Linked DNA regions of Homo sapiens: region 2 is linked to region 1. The links are chromatin loops, found by intact Hi-C in ENCODE. Cell type or tissue: IMR-90. All regions are shown on one strand. Links, peaks and the distances in the headings refer to the core of each region. The heading gives the core; the rest is flanking DNA. Region 1 overlaps LOC102723763 (a long non-coding RNA gene). Region 2 overlaps ADD1 (adducin 1).

The links. Peaks named below come from ENCODE experiments on the same cell type or tissue, not always from the same donor. Only the 100,000 strongest peaks of a DNase experiment are listed, where the experiment ranks them.
Region 2: it touches region 1 in a loop (4-fold over the local background); 12 of 110 quality-filtered maps call a loop at or near these places.

The regions. Positions count from the first base shown.
Region 1 is chr4:2,762,989-2,765,898 of GRCh38, forward strand. LOC102723763 (a long non-coding RNA gene) reads left to right here. Exons shown (of 3, transcript XR_001741552.2): 2 at 752-861. Among named protein-coding and RNA genes, the nearest start is that of TNIP2, 8.1 kb to the left of the region's middle. RefSeq lists an enhancer at 224-792 and a silencer at 983-1,532. In IMR-90, for the core only: a CTCF peak has its summit at 1,281 (motif pointing right); no DNase peak of the experiment used is centred there; H3K4me3 peaks cover 678 bases; H3K27ac peaks cover 140 bases.
Region 2 is chr4:2,861,396-2,864,305 of GRCh38, forward strand. The region is part of intron 1 of ADD1 (adducin 1); the gene reads left to right. Among named protein-coding and RNA genes, the nearest start is that of ADD1, 19 kb to the left of the region's middle. RefSeq lists enhancers at 594-673, 755-1,467, 1,468-2,179. In IMR-90, for the core only: no CTCF peak of the experiment used is centred there; no DNase peak of the experiment used is centred there; H3K27ac peaks cover 198 bases.

The DNA.
Region 1 (2,910 bases), core at 159-2,658:
TACAGAGTACCGATTGGTGAATTTACAATCCCTTAGCTAGACATAAAGGTTCTCCACGTCCCCACCAGACTCAGGAGCCCAGCTGGCTTCACCCAGTGAATGTGGAGCTGCCTGCCAGTCCCGCACCGTGCACCCGCACTCCTCAGCCCTTGGGTGGTTGATGGGACTAGGCGCCGTGGAGCGGGGGCGGCGCTCGTCAGGGAGGCTCGGGCTGCACAGGAGCCCACGGAGGAGCGGGGGAGGCTCAGGCATGGCGGGCTGCAGGTTCCGAGCCCCGCCCCGCGGGAATGCAGCTAAGGCCCGGCGAGAAATTGAGCACAGCAGCTGCTGGCCCAGGTGCTAAGCCCCTCACTGCCTGTGGCCGGTGGGGCCGGCTGGCTGCTCCGAGTGCAGGGTCCGCCGAGCCCACGAACCCCACCAGAAGGAAGAAACTCTGAACACGTCCGAACATCAGAAGGAACAAACTCCAGACACACCGCCTTTAAGAACTGTAACACCGCGAGGGTCCGCGGCTTCATTCCTGAAGTCAGTGAGATCAAGAACCCACCAATTCCGGACACACATGGGGATGCTAGGCCAAAACCCGTAAGAGCCGGCCGGCCTCCAGGAGGGGCAGGGGTCTTCCCCTACACAGGGGTCCCGGCTCAGGGCCGCTGCCCTTCCCCGCAGCTCCAGTGCCCCGGGACCTTGGGAAATCATCCTGCTCTTTGTCCTGACCTGAGCCAATGCATTTGCCTTGTCGAGCCCTTAGGAGCAGAAAAGCGTAGGCGAGCAGCTGGCAGCCACCATCGCATTTGCTCCCGGAAGGCAAGAGGAGGCAGAGAAAATTCCAGAACCCATTTAAGCGTCTGGGACCCTGAGGTAACCATGAGCTACTGGCAGGCCGGGGGACACAGCGGGTACAGAAGGGGTCTCTGGAGTTTCGTGAGGAAGTATTCGGGCTGTGCGGCGCCGCGACCCTGGCAGGACGCTGCTGTCCCGCCAGCGAAAGCGGGGCGCGCTCAGGGCTGCGGGCAGCGGGGGTGCAGCGGGGAGAGCCAGGGCCTGGGCGCGGAGGAGGGGCTGGTATGGGACCCTCCGGGTGGGCGCGGCCCCGCGGGGCCTTGCGGCCACACCGCCACCGTGCCCAGCGGCCCCATCAGCGCATATTCAGGATGAACCCCGGACACGCGCCCAGAACCGTCTGGTGACCCAGTGATGAAAGCTCGAATCTTATAGGATCCGTATTCATTTCCCGTGGGCTCAAGCCCAGCCTCCGCGGGCGGCGCGGGCCCTCGCGGCGAGTGTCCACGAGGAGGCGGTGTGGACCCGCGGCCCCAGACCAGGCCTCAGGCAGAAGGCGAGCGCGAGCGCCCCGCCCAGCCCCTCCCCGTCCCGCAACCCGCGCCCCGACCAGCGCCCCCAGCACCTCTCCACCCTCGCTCTCGAGCAGTCTCCACGTTTGTCTCAGAGGAGACCCACTTTGCTCCCCAGCGTGGGCCCCTGAGCGCTGGGGGAAGTTGGTTGGTTTGTTAATGACAGAGTCTCGCTCTGTTGCCCAGGCTGGAGTGCAATGGTGCAATCTCAGCTCACTGCAACCTCCGTCTCCCGGGTTCAAGCGATTCTCCTGCCTCAGCCTCCCGAGTAGCTGGAATTACAGTGCACGCCACTACGCCCGGCTAATTTTTGTATTTTTAGCAGTGACGGGGTTTTGCCATGTTGGCCAGGCTGGTCTTTTTTTTTTTTTTTTTAAACTAGATGTTTCCTTTATTCATTCACACACTTAAGTAACATAGACTTATAATTTGTAACAAATAGAACAGAGGTTACACATATAAGACAAAAATCTTGAGTTTGAAAACTTTATTATCTGGCTGTTTTGTCAACATGATAATTTCATATACAACCACGTAAAAACATCTCTGGTGTTTAGATTTTTCCGTTTATTCTAGCTGTTTCATATTTGTAGACGTAGCCATGGCATGTACAGAATATGCATAGCAACAGGACTTTCATATAATATAGTACAGTTGGAAAAAAACACTATCTTGCTAGGGAGATATGTCAAGTAGATTCTAGTTTCCACATTATTTTGATTTTACTGTATTTAACTTTGTATATATTTTACATGTATTAAATGTTTTGATGAAACATTTCAAACTCTATATTAGAAATGTTGGCAAACATTAGTATCTATAAAATATAATCTGTATATATTGTATAATCTGGATATAAATATCCAGAAATCTGTCATATTTTTATACCAATTACAATGGTCAAAGTTGACACTATTCTTAAATATACTTAATGATTATCTGGATTATCTCCATATCTATTTTTGGCCCTCTTTTGCCATCCATACGTGAAGTATAATGATCCTTATTCTTTATGGCATTTTTTTTTTTTTTTTGACGGAGTCTGGCTCTGTCACCCAGGCCAGAGTGTGCAGTGGCGTGATCTTGGCTCACTGCAAGCTCCACCTCCTGGGTTCACGCTATTCTCCTGCCTCAGCCTCCTGAGTAGCTGGGACTACAGGCGCCCGCCACTACACCCGGCTAATTTTTTGTATTTTTAGTAGAGACGGGGTTTCAGCACGTTAGCCAGGATGGTCCCGATCTCCTGACCTCGTGATCTGCCCGCCTCGGCCTCCCAAAGTGCTGGGATTACAGGCATGAGCCACCGCGCCTGGCCCCTATTTTTATTTTTTGAGACAAGGTCTGGCTTTGTCGCCCACACTGGAGGGAGTGGTGTCATCTCGGCTTACTGCAACCTCTACCTCCCAGGATCAAGCAATCCTCCCACCTCAGCCTCCTGAGTAGCTGGGACTACAGGTGTGTTCCACGACACCAGGCTAATTTTTGTATTTTTTATAGAGATGGCGGCGGGGGTGGGGTGCACCTCACTATGTTGCCCAGGCTGGTCTTTAACTCC
Region 2 (2,910 bases), core at 259-2,758, 99 kb after region 1:
ATATTAATACCTTTATGGAGAATGAATTATTAAGAGTTTATGAGTTTAGATACAGAGAGACAAGACTAGAGATTAAGAGTCTTATTTTGAATAAGTTAGGTTTGAGTAGACTTTAAATATTCAAACAGATGTTTTGTTGGCATTTGGACATACAAGTTTGGCCTCAGGGAAGAGTTTAGGGCTAGAGATAAAAATTTGGGGCCCATTAGTGTATATAAATCAGTGGTTCTCAACTGTGAGTGCACATTTGACTCACCTTTAAAAATGCTCATGCCCAAGCTCCATTCCTAGAGATTCAGATTCTGTGGGTCTGGGTTTGGGTCTAGCCATGGTTTGTTTTAAATCTATCTAGGTGGCTCTAATGTATGACGAGGGCTGAGAACCACTGGTGGAGGTGGTATTTAGAGCCAAGGATGGGCCTGGATCAGTGTGATCCTTTAAGGCAAACTTGTCCAACCTGTTGCCCACATGTGGCCCAGGACAGCTTTGAATGCAGCCTAACACAAATTCGTAAACTTTCTTAAAACATTATGAGATTTAAGTTCATCAACTATCATTAGTGTTAGTGTATTTTATGTGTGGCCCGAGACAATTCTTCTTCCAGTGTGGCCCAGGGAAGCCAAAAGATTGGACACCCCTGGCTTAAGGCAATGGTATAGCTAGGGAAGACAAGCAGCTCAGGGTACTGGGGCAGCCCAGCAGGTAGAAGTTGGATAGAAGAGGTAGAACAGCAAGGGAGACTCACAGCAGTAGCTGGAGAGGTTGGAGGAAAACCAGAAACTGATGTCTGAAAACTGGAAGAGGACAGTGACTCCTGAAAGTGGGAGCAGCTGTGCCAGATGCTGCTGAGAGCTGGTAAAGTGAATGCGCTCAGAAGGAATTGAAACTAGCTTCACTGAATGGGTCTCAGAGGTTCAAACCAGGGTTTTAGGAGCTGTAGATTCAAATCCTACCCCTGACATTAGTTTTCTATTTAAAATTAAACAGGATGCTCTTTTCTTAGCCTCTTTTTATCTTTGCTTATTAACCAAAATGTAACTGAACTGTCTCAATGCTTAAAGAAAGGAGATGATAAACAGACAGCCTTATTCCCCTCTCCCATTCCCAAACAAAAGCCAGTTCTTACCTGGAGTTTTGGCTCTAGCTTTCTCTCTGCCTGGAGTGCCTTTCTGGATATATGGCCACCTGGCCTAGTGCTCTCACCACCTGTTTGTCTGTGAGTCCTTCCTTAGCTGTCCCCTTCTCTGGGAGCTTTCCTTTGCTCTTCCTACTTAATGATGTGACTCACCTCCCCACCCCCTGGACTCCCAGTTCCCTACCCATAGCACTTGTCGCCTTCTAACAGACTGTGTGATTTACTTATTTATCATGTTTATTGCCTGGCTTCCCTGCAGGAATGTAAGAAATCTTTGTTTTGTTCATTGATGTCCCCTGAGAATGTGGATTGCTGAGCAATGCCTGGTCTATAGCAGCCTCACAGTTAGTGCTTGGTAGATATTTGGTGACTGAGTGCTGACTCCATGAAAATGATTGTCATCCTTTGACTCTGCTCCAGTTGCATTTGAAAAGTTGCATGGGATCTGCCACTTCTCTCCATGACCCAACTATAGAGACTTCTGGAGTGTGGCTTCTCCCCTCTACCTCAGTACTGTCATGCCTATTGAATTTTTTTGAGACAGAGCTTCACTCTGTCACCCAGGCTAGAGTGCAGTGGGATGGTCATGGCCCACTACAGCCTCTACTAGGCTCAAGTGATCCTCTCACCTCAGACTCCTAAGTAGCTGGGACTACAGGTGCATGCCACCACGCCCAGCTAATTTTTAATTTTTTTTTTTTTTTTTTTTGGTAGAGCTAGGGTTCTGCCATATTGCCCAGGCTAGTCTCAAACTCTGGGCTGAAGCAATCTGCCCACCTCTGCCTCCCAAGGTGCTGGGATTACAGTTGTGAGCCACTGTACAAGGCTTTACTTGGAATTTTTAGACTTCAGAAATTATTTGAATGTTAATATAGGAAAGTGGTAGTAATAATTAGAAGCAAATTATATATATGAGAAACAGTATTTAATGTATTTTGGAGACCAAGTGTTATGACAGGGATCAGAAATTTTCAGTTGTCACTGACAGTAAAAATCATTGCAAGAAGCAATTTGGTGCTGTGGAAAGTTCATAGGCTTGGAAGCCAGGATACTTGGTTCTTAGGTTTGTCCAGTAATCTTAGCCACCCTACAGTGAGTGTCTGCTGTCTGCCAAACACTCTAAATGCTTTCCAGACAGCATTTTTGATTTTACTGTATCACTCATGGTTGCCATTACTACACCTTGTTTTTTTTTGTTTTGTTTTGTTGTTTTGTTTTCTAAGAGATAGGGTCTCACTGTGTTGCCCAGGCTGGTCTCAAACTCCTGGGCTGAAGAGATCCTCCTGCCTCAGCCTCCCAAGTAGCTGTGAGTACAGTCATGAGCCACTGTGCCTGGCTACTATACCCTGTTTATAGATGGAAAAACTGAGTCCCAGAGAAAAGATAAGAAAGAAAAGATTCTATTCTGATATGAACAGAATCATTTTGGAGTGGAGACCATGTGGGGCACATTTAACCCCTATACACTGTCAACTAGAGAGTTTGGTTAACTTACTGTCTCTACCTTAGGGTAAGACACAATCTCCGAGGACCTACATTTTATGACCTGTGAGATCAGGATAAGGCTATCCTGCTAAAACACTTAAATAACAGAATTTATGGCCGGGCGTGGTGGCTCACGCCTTTAATCCTAGCACTTTGGGAGGCCGAGGTGGGCAGATTTCCTGAGTTCAGGAGTTCGAGAACAGCCTGGGCGATACGGTGAAACCCCATCTCTACTAAAATACAAAAAATTAGCTGGGCGTGGTGGCGTGTGCCCGTAGTCCCAGCTGTTC